Linked DNA regions of Homo sapiens: region 1 is linked to region 2. A link is an interaction called in ENCODE POLR2A ChIA-PET data of the cell type or tissue named here. Cell type or tissue: A673. All regions are shown on one strand. Each heading gives the region's core, and the rest is flanking DNA. Links, peaks and the distances in the headings are about the cores only.

Region 1 (7,345 bases), core at 1,188-6,187, 310 kb after region 2:
TTTACCACAGTCCCCGCCATTCCCTAAGTGGTTAGCCTGACTTTTCACCCAATCATATCACCTCCCTGGCCCCTGCAGACATTTGAGTTGGGGCCTAAGCATTTCATATGATTGTAAACTGTAATTCTGAAATTTTCTTGATCAGAGATTCTTTTTATAGGAAACACTTATTGTCATCATACAAACCATAGAGTGGGAAACTGAGAAACAGAACTGTTGTGATATCGCAGGTGGCATGTACTTTTTTTTTTTTTTTTTTTTTGAGACACAGGTAGCATGTACTCTCTCTCAGTTTTTTTATTTTGAGACAGAGTCTTACTCTTTTGCCCAGGCTGGAGTGCAGCCTCATTGCGACCTCAGCCTCTCAGGCTCAAGCTCAGCCTCCCGAGTAGTGGGATTACAGGCGCAAGCCACCACACTCAGCTAATTTTTTGTATTTTCAGTAGAGATGGGGTTTCACCATGTTGGCCAGACTGGTCTCGAACTCCTGACCTCAAGTGTTCTGCCCACCTCAGCCTCCCAAAGTGCTGGGATTACAGGCCTGAGCCATCGCGCCCAGCCAGCATGTACTCTTGAGATGAGGAAGAGAGTGGCTGTGCTGCCAAGAGAGGATGTCTTATGGCCCAGACAAAAGACTAGACAACAAGCTTTATTTAGCATGTGTCTCCCATGTGCTAAGCACTATACATAGAGTATTTTGTTTATGGCTGGTGTGATGGCTCACGCTTGTAATCCCAGCATTTTGGGAGGCAGAGGTGGGTGGATCACTTGAGCCCAGGAGTTCAAGACCAGCCTGGCCAACATGGCAAAACCCCAGCTCTACTAAAAGTACAAAAGTATTAGCTGAGTGTGGTGGCGTGTGCCTGTGATCCCAGATACTAGGGAGGTTGAGGCACGAGAATCACTTGAACCCAGGAGGCGAAGGTTAGAGAGAGCCAAGATCATACCACTGTGCTCCAGCCTGGGCAAAAGAGCGAGATTCTGTCTCAAAAAAAAAAAAAAAAGATTTTGTTTAATCCTAACAGTAATCCTATAAGGCCAGGATGCTTATCTGTCTTTTACAGGCAATACTAAGGGAGGCTCAGAGAGATTCGTTGAATTGTCCAAGGTCACACAGCTAGTTAGCAACAATATTGACCCAGTTCTGAGTCCAAAGCCTTGTGTTTTCTCCACTAAAGCCATATGATCTTGCGGTTATTAGCCTAGCTAATAAAATAAAAACGGTATCACATTTCCCCACCTAAATATGCATCACAGCCCCATAGGAATACTGACATACGTTTGAAATGCACAGTTCACATTCTTGGCTTTCAAGGTCTTTGAATAGGACCCTTACAGTTTGCATATATAAAATCTGAAAAAAGTTTAATGAAACAATACCTACCATTGTTGCGATGGACTCCGATTTTTTTTTCCTTCACATTTTAAATTTACTTCCCAATCCATCCATAGGCCCTGCGGTTTGTGAAACATGGAATTAGAGCAACAGTAAAGAAGTTCCATTTCCCATCCAGGGTAACATCAGGCCTAACTGACAAGTGCAGGTGCTGAGGCTGATTGAATAGGACAGAAAGGAGCAGCCAGGGGAGATGCCGAGCACCCAGAGCCTGCAGCCAAGCTCCCCAGCAGACCAAATGAAGCTTGTGCCAACACAGTGGGCCTGTCCCAAGCCCAGAGAAAGGCTCTGAAGACAGAAAAGGGGACTGCCTTGCTCTGCCAGGGAGGCCCAAGACAAAAAACAGCATTCCAGGCCAGAGAATGCCAGGAAATGCAAAGATGCTTGCAAATTTCTGAAGCCTGGGAGAGAAATCCTAGCAGACCTGACAAATATCTTCCTCACCTGAGTGAGGCTCCCCACCTTGGATTTGCCTCTAACTAAAATCACAGGCTGGAAATGCAGAAGTCCCTCTGCCAGTGAGGAGCTGGACCGGTTGGGACAGACAGCCTTACCATCCAAGTTACCAGGCCTCTTTGTTTAAAAAACACTGAGTGCCCAAAGCGGTTTGTAAGGGTAAACAGAGGGTGACTGCTAACCCATACCTGAAGGTGTTAAAGAAAAAAAAAATCAACAACAAAAAACGTGTATGCTTTTTCTGAAAGGTTGCTGTTGATCCTTGTTGTAAGGTTTCCTTTTGACTTACAAGAATGGAAATGAGGAAGTAGGAAAGAGATAGCATGGTTCACTACAGTCTAACATAAGTACTACCAGCAAATTGATAGTCATGTTCAGAAATGAACTCTGCATTGAACACACTCATGGCATTTGACCAGTGATTTTGCTTCTAGGAAATATTCAGAAATAAGTAAAAAGTGGCCAGGCATGGTGGCTCACTCCTGTATTCCCAGTACTTTGGGAGGCCAAGGCAGGAGGATCACTTGGGCCCGGGAGTTCAAGGCTGCAGTGAGCTGTCATTGTACCTGTGAATAGACACACTCCAGCCTGGGGACAGAGTGAGACCCTGTCTCTAAAAAGAATTATTTTTAATTAAAAAAATTATGAATTGCAGCATTATTTATAATGTGGAAACAACCTAGATGTCCAATGAGAGGTTTGGCTAAATGCATTTTAATCTGCCTTTATGATGCATTATTATCATTATAACACTATCAAATTCTTATGAATACTAAACTGAATGCCTTGCAAAAATATACACAATATCTTGTGAGAAAAACTATTTTCAGAAGGATCCCTGTTTGAAAAAGAGTATGTATGAATCCAGAAAAGACTGAAAGAATATACTAATAAATGTTAATCATATTTATTTCTGATGGAAGATAATCTTTGCTTTCTTTTTCTTTTCTTTTTTGAGACAGGTTCTTGCTCTGTTGCCCAGGCTGGAGTGCATTGGCACAATCATAGCTCACTGCAGCCTCAAACTCTTGGGCTCAAGTGATCTTCCCACCTCAGCCTCCCAAAGTGCTGGGATTATAGGCATGAGCCACACGGTGCCCAGCCCCCAAATCCCAATTTCTTTTTTCTTTTCTTTTCTTTTCTTTTTTTTTTTTTTTGAGACAGAGTCTCCCTCTGTCACCTAGGCTGGAGTGCAGTGGCGCGATCTCAGCTCACTGCAACCTCTGCCTCCCGGGTTCAAGCGATTCTCGTGCCTCAGCCTCCCAAATAGCTGGGCCAAATCCCAATTTCTAAGAGAAGAAATGTGCTACTAGAGGACTCAAAGATTCAGATAATTTTACAAATTCAGCATTACTCTAGAAACTGTTCCCTATGGGGAAATATTCCCTGTAAAGATAAATATGCACATTTATCATAGCTCTAAACTTTTACCTCTTGTCACTATTGATGTGTCTTCTCTAATAGCTATTCATTCTTTCCCTGTAATTTGGACCTTAGTCCGAATCTTTGCTTCTCTTCTGCTCTCTTTAAGACCTCAGTGACCAACTCTTCTTAGAGGCGTTTTAAACACTGTCATTATGTAAATGACCCTTGATTTCCATTCCAGCCCCAGGCTGTATCCTGGACTTCAGACTCCTATTCCCACCACTCACCAGTTTTGCAAGCTCTCCAGTTTGCCCTCTAAACCTTACCTCTTTCCGATTTCACTACCTGCAGAATTCCCACACTGGCTCAAATTCTAGCAGTTGTTTTTGACTCCCCTTTCTCCTCTCCCCTCACACCAACTTCAGTAACATTTAAGTCACAAGAGTTTTTGAATTCTTTTTTTCACTTCTTTTGTTCTGGCATTTATTATTTTGTGGTTAAGAATGGAGGCTTTGGAACCGGACACCTCTAAGTTTAAAATCCTGGTCCTGGTGCTTACTAGCTGTGTCACCTTGGGCAAAGTGAATGAACCTCTCTGAGCCTCAGCTGCTTCCATAAAATGATGATATCACCTTTGCAAGAGTGTTGTGAGTTTCAATGAGCTCATATACCTAAAGAGCTCAGCCTACAGTGTAAATCGCTTAGAACACTGTAAATGATCAACAGATGTTGGATGTTATTATAATTTTCCTAATGCATACAGCTCCACTGCTTTAAAAACTTTTTATTTAATTACAATGTTTTCTTCCAAATTAACTACAAAATCCTCTTCTGGCCCTCAGGGCCCTCCCTAATCTGGCAGTTTCTCTCTTGCTTTCCCTCCTGCTGCCCTCCTGATTTCTAATCAAACTGGACCTTGTACTTTCCCACCTTCAAGATTCTGGTCACACTGTTTCTCTGGCCTGTAATGTCCTTCCCCCTCCTCTGCTGCTAAAACCCAATCTCTCCTTTTAAATATTTACTGTGTGACAATAAAGATGCTTTCGGAAGTTAAAGCATGTGATTTTCTACATATAACCAGAAATCATAGAAGTTCATAAACTCCTTCAAAATGTATTGCCTTGTGTGGAATATTTACTTTGACACCAAAATATGTATTCGTTAAATTCAATGAATTCAGTCTACGTTTCATTTATTTATATATTTGTTCATTTATTTTAATTTTAGAGATGTGTAGAATATTCACTTTGACAACAAAATGTGTATTCACTAAATTCAATGAATTCAGTCTAGGTTTTCCTTACATATATATTTGTTTGTTTATTTTAATTTTAGAGATGGGGTCTCACTATGTTGCCCAGGCTCAAGGGATCCTCCTGCCTCAGGCTCCTGAATAGCTGGAACTACAGGAGACCACTGCACTCAGCTGTAGGTTTTACATTTGGATGAAACCTATTTAGATTTGCATGAAATTAGCCCAGTTTCACAGGAGCAGTGTGGGTGATGTAGATGCCCTGGGTGAAGCTGGTAGAACTCAGAGAAGGAGAGCCAGGCCTCAGTGAGGACCTGCTCCCTTCTATGTCGGTCGCTCTCACGCAGTGCTATGGTTCCTCTGGCACCTAGTACAGCCACTTTCCCTCCTTCCCTCGCTCCTTTTTCTGTCTCCTCCCCTCCCCGCCCTTCTCTCTCATGCTTGGCAAACACAGTGCCTAAAGTACCTAGTTCCTGGGATTTATACGTGCCAAATGGCTTTGGGGAACAAGTTTTTCTCAAGTCCAAGCATCAAAAGGCACTTATTTCAACACTTCAGGGAAAAGTAGTAACTAAGGAAATCAATAATCTCATCCCAAGCAGAAGAATGGATTTTTGTGAGACTCTCCCTATGGTTTCCTGCTCTGCCTTTTAAAGAGGTGTAATATTAGTCTCTTGAATCTTTTTCCTCTTGTGTGTGTTTTTTTTTCTTTAACCTTACCTTAAGAAATAAATGTAAACTTGCAGGTAGAAACTATGTCCTGACCTAAGTATTATATGATAACAAGTTGTTTTCAAGTACTGTATGTTTGTTAAAGACAATTAGAAGACTCAAAAAAACACTTTCATGTATCTATACATTCTTCAGTGGCTAGAACTGAACTTTCGATCTTTTTCAGAGGGATTTTTTGATGGAGAAAAAAAAAACACACAGATGAGATTAGAAGAAGATCTGCTACAGCAACAGAAAAAGAGAATGCCAAGAAGGGGAAGAGTGAAGGCTGGAGAGCGGAAGCCAATGCCAAAACATTCCGAAGCTACCCAACATCTAAGAAAGGTGGCCTGAGGGAGATTGCAAGCACTAACCGCTAAACGCTAAATGAAGGGTTAGATCTTATCTATGTCCAGAAGGAGTAATAAGAAAGAATGCGTATCTCCAAAAGCTGAAAGATTTGGACAGGACCCAAGGCGGAGGCCTGGCATTTTTCTAAATTGAGATGCCAATCCCATCATACCTTAGGACTATAAGATTCAAGGATGAAGACTGGCTCCCCCGGTGGGGCAAAATCAGTGGATGGGACACAACACATCTGCCATCATGATGAAAACAGTAAACCTCTACTGAGGCTCCACTCTTGAAGCGTGCCTCTGTCAGACCCTAGTTATCCAAGGCTGGTGCTCAAGGGAAAAAGGACGCAGTCTTGGAAGGCCAGGAAGCTTCTGTCTTACTCATTAGCCTGATATGCCAGCTCCATGTAGGTATTCTTAAGTCTTTCTTTTTTTTTTCTTTTGAAATGGAGTCTTGCTCTGTCACCAGTGCAGTGGTGCCTCTTGGCTCACCACAACCTCCGCCTCCCAGGTTCAAGCGATTCTCCTGCCTCAGCCTCCTGAGTATCTGGGACTACAGGTGTGTGCCACCACGCCCAGCTAATTTTTGTATTTTTAGTAGAAACGGGGTTTCACCATATTGGCCAGGCTGGTCTTGAACTCCTGATCTCAAGTGATCTGCCTGCCTCGAGGTATTCTTAGTCTTAAATGTGCTACTGTAGACACATATTATTGTCACATAGGTTAATATTTCTCTTGGAGAAAGAACTGAGGCAGGACACCTGAAGGTACTCTTTCAGGCAACATTTTCACTTAGGAAAGTTCTAAATTGAGTTTGTATCATTCCGTGTCCCTCCTCCTCTCCCTTTCTCTTTTCTCTTCCCTTCTCTCATTGTCCGAAAGATTAAATAAAACAAAAACCTACACACAAAAGCAACAGGGAGATCAAGATGGTAAAGACCAAGCTCATGTTTTATTAGTTAGCAGACAGTGGGGCTCAGGCCGCAAGCGTCTATGGTGGGGCCAGGAGGGGGCAGAAACTAATATTTACTGGGCATTCACCATCTGCTAGGATCATAAATACTTTACCTCATTATAATTATCACATCAAGCCTTTGGGGTGGGTGTTATTTTCCTTATTTTACAGGTGAGGAAATTAAGGTTGCCTAAGCTTACCCAGCTAGTGTTCCAAACCCATCTTTCTGGCTCTGAAGCCAAGTCTGACTCGACACCTTCCATGTCTGTCTCTTTCCCGTTCTGGCCTTTGTCATTAAAACCAACAGTATCAGAAAGATGCACTCCAAAGGTAGCAAATGACATTGGTAGCGACTTCAAGGGTCTTTGCGGGAAATAAAAAAAATAAAATAAAAAGTGAGGTCTTTACCAATTTTTTTTTTTGTTGTTGTTTAAATAGAGACAGAGTCTTATTCTGTTGCCCAGGCTGGAGTACAGTGGTGTGATCATAGCTCACTGTAGCCTTGACCTCCCGGGCTCAAGCCATCCTCATGCCTCAGCCTCCTGGGTATCTAGGACTACAAGTGCACACCACCAACACCAGCTATTTTTTTTTTTTTTCCGTAGAGACAGGGTATAGCTATATCCTGTTGCCCAGGCTGGTCCCGAACTTCTGGCCTTAAGCAATCCTCCTGCCTCGGCCTCCTAAAGTGCTGGAATTATAGTGTGAGCCACCATGGCTGGTCCTTTACCAATTATTGAGGAGCAATTGTCCTAATGTTAAGATGACAGGTCAGAGAATATAGCCAAGGGGTAGCAGCCCAGCACTCCTCACCCACAGGTGAGTGAGCAAAGCAAACACAAGACCCCACTCCA
Region 2 (7,345 bases), core at 953-5,952:
AAAATCGGATTAAAAACAAGTTTCCTCACCTGGTTGCTGTGAAGATTGAAGGAAGTACTATCTATAAGCATTGTGTTTGCTACATAGGTAAAGCTCAGGAATAATTTTTTAAAAATGTAAAGTTGCATGACATATGCATAAACATTTCATCTGTTTCACAAATATCCTGTGACAAAGTGATGGCTTGCAAAATAATGAAAGGAGACAATAGCAGATGGTTTTTCACTGATATGAAAATAGTGGGGTTTTTTTTCCATCACAGAATTATGAGTTGGTCAGAGGAAAGAATGGTGAAGATTTCAGTAAAGAGTAACCCAAATGTCTGAATAAAATCTGCAAAAACAATTTTCTTCCCGAGGACTGGAAGTGGCATGGACAGTTGGGCAATAAAAGAACAGCAGTGATTTTCTGCTCCATTTCTACAACAACAACAAAAACACGATGGTGGAAAACAATGCCAAGTGGAAATCTTCATTCCTTGGGGATAGAAAAACACATCCTCTTCTTTAAGAACTATAACCACAGATTGCAGCAACAAGATGCGCAGAGAAAAGCTTGGTTGGGTTGAGCCAACCGTATGCGGCAAATGATTAAAAAGATGGTGTCCCTCTGGGAGAGCAGAGGGCCAGTCACCAGGAGGAGCAAGAGGAACAAAGAGCTCTCATTCACATCCGCAATGCTGACGGGACGTGCGTTTTCCTCAGCAAACTGGCAAGCTCCCTGGAAAGGGAAGATTAATACGAGCAGGGAATACGAACTCTCTCCAGCAAACCGTGCCCATTGTCAGCCTGGGGAGAGTGCTGAGGAATGAATGGATGGTCATTGATCCTGGACTAGGAGGACTTGAATGAATTCCTTCCCCTGATTCCCAACTCCCCCTACCTTGATTTAACTCACACGCAGCAATTCTCATTTATCCAATGTCCCTGGGCAAGAGCTAGTCCATGTGAATTCATTTTACCAAAAACTGAGCTGATCTGTTTGAATTTCAGATGTACGCTTAATTAAGGTTTCACTTTCTTTGGTAGAAATCTTTTAAAAATTAACGTCAGAGCTCTTTGCCCTCTGGAAGTACAGGGAACTTTACTGAGATGGCCCAAGAGGGAGCACCGAGTGCAGAGTGCACACCTGGGTGCTCAGCCTCACCCCGCGCTGTTGCTTTGCTCATTTATTTCTATTTATGAATCAAGGTTGTTAATGTGAATGTCATTAATGCAATAATACCTCTATAGAGGCAGACAGGGTGGGAGACAAGGCTGAGGAGGGACAGAGGGCTGTGCTTCTCCAGTATTCTCGTCCATGCTGTCCAACCCTCACACCCTGAACCAGGAGGCTGGTATTGGTCATTTCTGGGTCCTCTCGTCCCGCCTACTCCTGCTCATCCAGACTCATGGCTTTCAATGCCATCTATATGTTCATGCCTTCCCTCAACGACAGACTTGTTTATACATCTGCCTACTAGGAAGCTCCGTGAGGATGTTGAATCAGTAACTCAAGCGAAACAGCCCCAGACTCAGCCTTGCTCCAATTCCCCAGACCTCTTCCTCCCACTCTGCCGCATCTCAGCAAGGACAACTCCATCCTTCCAGTTGCTCAAGCCCAACAACTTGAAGTCATCCTTGACAGTTTTCTTTCCACACTCCCTACCTCCAGGCCCTCAGTAAATCCTGTAAGCTCCACCTGCAAAATACAGTCTACAGAGGCTGACTGCTTCTCACCTTGCTGCTGCTCCCACTTCTGGCCACACTGCTACTGCTCTTTCCTGGATTACTGCACAGCTTCCTGCCTGGCCTTTCAGCTTCTGGCCTTGTCTCCCTGTTCTCAACACAAAAATCAGTCATCCTTCTAATCACGTTGCTCTGCAAAGTCAAACTCCTGTCAGTGGCCTGCAAGGTCCGAGGGATCTGAATCCTCATTCCTTCTCTGTCCTCATCTCCTCAGACTCTTCCCCTGCGCTCAATCAGCTTCATTCACCACCCAAGCTCCTTGCTGTTCCCACTCAGGGCCTTTGCGCCCACTTGCTGCTTCCTCTGCCCGCAATACTGTTCACCTGAATATACATGTGACTCCTCCCCCGACTTCAGGTCCTTACTCAAACATCGCTCTCAAGTGAGGCCTTACCTGGCTACTTTATTTAAACATTGACATGGTTTGTCTGTGTCCCCACCCAAATCTCGTCTTGAATTCCCACGTGCTGTGGGAAGGACCCAGTGGGATGTAATTGAATCCTGGGGGTCAGGTCTTTCTTGTGCTGTTCTCGTGATAGTGAATATGCCTCATGAGACCTGATGGTTTTATAAGAAGGAGTTACCCTGCCCAAGCTCTCTCTTTGCCTGCCACCATCCACATAAGATGCGACTTGCTCCTCCTTGCCTTCCATCATGATTGTGAGGCCTCCCCAGCCATGTGAAACTGTAAGTCCATTAAACCTCTTTCTTTTGTAATTTGCCTAGTCTCGGGTATGTTTTTATCAACAGTGTGAAAACGGACTAATACAAACATCCACCCACACCCACCCAATGCCCTCTTTCTCTCCTTATTGTATTTTAACATGTGTCACTACCCTACATAAGATAACGCACACATATATATCTTTTTCATTGTCTGCCTTTGCCAATGAGAATGTAAGCACCATGAGAACAGGGAGTTTTTTTCTTTTTTTTTTTTTTTTTTTTTTTTTGAGATGCAGTCTCACTCTATTGCCCAGCCTGGAGTGTAGTGGCACTATCTCAGCTCTCTGCAACCTCTGTCTCCTGGGTTCAAGTGATTCTCCTGCCTTAGCCTCCCTAGTAGCTGGGGTTACAGGCATGCACCACCAGCCTGGCTAATTTTTGTATTTTTAGTAGAGATGGGGTTTCACCATGTTGGCCAGGCTGGTCTCAAACTCCTGACCTCAAATAATCCCCCTGTCTTGGCCTCCTAAAGTGCTGGAATTATAGGCGTAAGCCACCATGCCTGGCCAGTTTTTTTCTATATTGTTCACTATTATTTCCCCAGCCCCCAGAATAGTACCTGCACATAACATGTCATCAATAAATGTTTGTCAAATGAATAATTTTTTTACTATAGTCATTAAGCCTGCATCTAGAAATGCAGGGTAGTGATTATAAACATGGATTTTAAAGTCACACAAATATAGATTCCAAAACCTGCTCTAACCCCATTTTAGCTGTGTGACCTTGGGCAAGGTATTAATACTTTTATCATTGTTAAAATAGGTACGATGATGTACAAAAGAGGAAGCAAAGCACTGAACACAGAACCTGGCAAGCTGTAATCATCTGGCACATCTGAACTGTCTGGGTGGTGTCTCCGCTGCTACCGCCTCAGTGCAGGTTTCCATCATCTGTTGCCTGTTGACCATGAAACTCCCAACTCAATCCTCTCACTCCAGCCTTCCTCAAACCCCAGTGTCTTCCACATACTAGGACCAGAGTGATCCTCTGAACATAAAACTGATTGATAACAGATCATCCAAATGGACTAATAATTGACCAATTAATAATTGACAATCAAAAAATTCTCTCCTCAAAAAAAAAGGCAAGAAAACTGGCAAAAAATGTCAAAATCAACTTTTCTAGAACTCTGAAAGTTAACCACCAAAGGCTTGGAATAATCCGGGAAGCTTTTATTTAATTAAAATGGCTGAGTCTTGGTATGAACAGCAAACTTTGTGGTGTTTCAACTTGCCCTATTCCTATCTCCCTATCTCCCACGTGGTGGTTCCCTAGAAAACTAACAATCACAGTAAAAGACAGCAGCCTGGTAGCTATCAGAGAGAGAGAAATGGAGTCGGGGGTCCTTTAAAGCCTCATTCCCATGGAATCGTCATTAGTTAGCCTCTCTAGTAGTCCCCTGGAAGACTGCACTTATAAGGTCATCTTTATTAGACCTGACTTAGAGCTCACCTAGTGCAAAAGGCTTTTCTCCAGGGGTGTTTGTAAAAAAATAAAAATAAAAAAATTAGAGACTGTTGTTTAACTTTCTGGCTGGGTGCTTTGTGGCTGCCTAAGGCTGTGGATCACAGTTGGGCAGACAATAAGCTGATCAAAAACCATAAAAGTAAAATCTGGGGAATGAGCTCTCCATGGGGTCTTAGACAAGCTTCACCCACTTTCTGGGCATCTAGAAGGTCATGGGCATGTGTAGGACTCTGCATGTGTCCAGGGCTGTGCACATGCTCAGAAAAGACCTAAGAAGGCCCCAAGAGCTCACTTCTGGCTGATCTTGGGGCTCTGTAAAACCAGAAAGTGAAAGCTAAGGCACAGTTTCAACTGCCTGGCTGAGTGTTGAAGGAGTGTCCAACGTGCACACACAGCAGCTTTCCAAGGACTGGGAGATTTACTGGTCACTGGCGTTCAAGGAAACCTCTGTCCATTCATTAACTGACCACTGAGCTGATTGAGCAGAGAGCTCAGTGGCTAAACATGATAAAGAATATAGACTTTACAGAAGATATTTAGAAATATCCCTGAGTAAAATAATAGCAACAAACAGCAACAACAACAGGCCCAGGGGATGGAGCAGAATCTGACTTCCAGAGAGCCTATCAGGGAACTTCTGGGCCTCTAAAGTCGTGTGAGCCAATTCCCATAATAAACTTAAAAATGCTTTGAGATGAATGAAAATGAAAACACAACATAGCAACAATGAAGGATGCACTAAAGCAGTGCTTATAGGGAATTTCGTAGCTGTAAACATGTATTTTTAAGAAAAAAGGAAAAGTCTCATATTAATAATCTAACATTCCATCCTCAGAAATTAGAAAAACAAACTAAACCCAAAAATAAGCATCAGGAAGAAAATAATAAAGATTAGAAAGAAAATAAATAAAATGGAGAATTTTTAAAATAGAGAAAAATCGATAAAACCAAATGATCTCCAAAATCACAAAACATTTAACTAAACTGACCAAGAAAAAAAGAGAGAAGACTCAAATTACTAAAATCAGGTACGGAGAAAGGGCATTACTTGCAAAACTAGAGTTTGAAGGAAATACTACAAGCAGTTATATGCCAACAAATTAGATAACCTAGATGAAATGGACACATTTATAGAAACGCACAAACTGCTGAAACTCAGAAAGAGAAAAATCTGAATATACCTATAACAAGAAAGATGTTGAATTAGTCATCAAAAAATGTCCCACGAAATAAAAGCCCATGACCAGATGGCTTCACTGATGAATTCTACCAAACATTTAATGAAGAATTAACATCAATCTTTCACAGATTCTTCCAAAAAATAGAAGAGGAGGGAACACTTCCCAGAAGCTGTCTCAGAGGCTGCCTGTCAAAATACTCTATTCTGAGTCTAAATCCTCAACACAGCATTGCCAGTTTTTTATAATCCGGCCCCTGCACCACCTACCCCACCCTCGTGCGTGTGGCGCTCTAAACTTCCTCTGTTGTTTCTAAGAGTGCACCATGCTCTCTTCTCACCTCCCGGCCTTCATACCCACCGTTCCTTCTGACTGGTATAGCCTCTCTGCCTCCCCTTCTCTACTGATTCCCGTCCATCTTTTGAGACAGCCCCTCCGCAGGAAATTTCCCTGCACCCTCCTGACTGTGTGAGGTGTCTCTCCCGGGGGCACCCACACCACGTGCCTATGCTCCTGCAGCACTTCTGACTCTGGAAAAAAATATGTCCATGCATTTATCTGCCTCTCTTCCCAGTCCTGGAAGACAGGAACGGTGATTCCAATAGCTTGCAGGGTGCTTCTCACTAGCAAGGCACATCAACCTTTGCTGAATAAACGACCTCAGGATAAGGTAAGGCATTCCTAAATTACTGCTGTTTCTGGGACTAATTTTGATAATTTTATCCTAGTCCCAACAAGGACTCTCCCTTTGTAGAGACAGCATTCACAACAAAATGAATCTTTCTCAAGACTAAAATAAAGAAAAGAGCATTTCCAGGTTCAGACCTGCTCACAGAGTAAAATAGACAAGGCCAGTCCATGCCTGTCTGAGTACACGAGCTGCATTCTCTGTGAGTGCCCCGGTCACCTCTTGGGACACAGCCCACCAGCAGCAGCCTTGCCTGAGACCACACGGTGCTATGTGGGTGCTGGAGATGCCAGGAGGCAAGGCGGGAGGCATGGGAGGCACCGGCCTGGTTCCTAAGAAGCTCAAGTGTCCAGTGAGGAGAAATGGGCTGGAAAGTAGAAAAAGACAACGTTGTTTCCAGGAAAACTAAAATCAAAGTCAAGGAAGTGAGGCCAGCAGTCACTGCTCTAAGATGCAGGGGCTGTCCTCAAGGTGGCCAAGGAGCTCCAGGAAGGCAAGACTTTAGGGAGAGGAGAAACTGAGAAAGGCTTGAAGGTCAGAAAGAAAGCAGTGTGTTGGAAGGTAACGAGAAGGGGCAGGGGAGAGACAAAGGAGACGCATTTGGGAGGGTTTTAAATACTTTGCTAGTGAATTTTATTTTTTGCCTGTTTAATTAATTTAAACCTGCTAATGAATTTAACTTTTCATTATGGGGGCCATTAAATATTTTTGGGCCAAAGAGAAAGTGACGTGCATGCCAAGAGGTGTTTGATGAAGATGAAGCAGGCAGGAGTCCATAGGTGGTGGTTAGAGAGTAGAGCCGGGGGGCCCGGCAGTCCAGACTCCAGGTAGCTTGGCCCTAACAAGAAAGGAGCCAGCGGGAGAAATATCAGGCAAGTAACTTGCCCTGGTCCTGCAGCGGCAAGGTGGCAGTGAAGCTGGGACATGAACCCAGGGGTCTGACTCCAGCAACCTCACCCTTTGCTGCTAGGCACACCTGCATGGCAGCCTCCTAGCTGTACCTTTCAAATAGCTGTGAGCAGCTTAAGGCTTCAATAGCTACATAGATGCATTTCTAGCAAGTGACAAGAGTGCTATTAATTATGCTAATGTAAGGGTCATTATGCATTTAAGTGCAACGCTAGTCTCTTACAAACACTAAAGGAGTGGAATTGGTCTTCTTCCCTTTCCACATACCCGACAGTTGCTTAAGACAGTCTTCCGCCACACTAGGTACTTCGTAAATGTCCATTGAGTGGAAAAGTCCAGTGGCCAGCGGAAGTCACTAGAGTGAGGCTGTGTGAGTCCAGACACTTTCATGTGTCATATCTATAGGTTTCCATTTGGAGGCTGAATGACATCCACGATGCCCTCTGTCCTCTTTCACCGACACGCTGCACAGGTGGTTTCTTCACAGGCCTGTTTCCTGAAGGACGTCCATAGGTGGGGCCCAAGTGACCATTAAAAAAAATGGTTCAACTGGGAATTGGCACCTTTTTGCTTGTGTCCAGTAACTTTTTAAAAGTTGAATATATTGTCTAAACCTGGCCCTGTAGTCTTGCAGGGCTAAAAGACTC

The links. ChIA-PET counts read pairs that join two places held together with the same protein. Peaks named below come from ENCODE experiments on the same cell type or tissue, not always from the same donor. Only the 100,000 strongest peaks of a DNase experiment are listed, where the experiment ranks them.
Region 1: POLR2A ChIA-PET joins it to region 2 with 5 read pairs; 4 of 35 experiments call an interaction of 5 or more read pairs at or near these places.

Annotation. Positions count from the first base shown.
Region 1 is chr13:30,475,878-30,483,222 of GRCh38, forward strand. It overlaps a transcript of HMGB1 not described here. Among named protein-coding and RNA genes, the nearest start is that of HMGB1, 14 kb to the left of the region's middle. In A673, for the core only: no CTCF peak of the experiment used is centred there; no DNase peak of the experiment used is centred there.
Region 2 is chr13:30,165,368-30,172,712 of GRCh38, forward strand. LINC00385 (long intergenic non-protein coding RNA 385) reads left to right here. Exons shown (of 2, transcript NR_187533.1): 2 at 3,219-3,664. Among named protein-coding and RNA genes, the nearest start is that of LINC00385, 15 kb to the left of the region's middle. RefSeq lists an enhancer at 3,986-4,255. In A673, for the core only: no CTCF peak of the experiment used is centred there; no DNase peak of the experiment used is centred there; H3K27ac peaks cover 677 bases.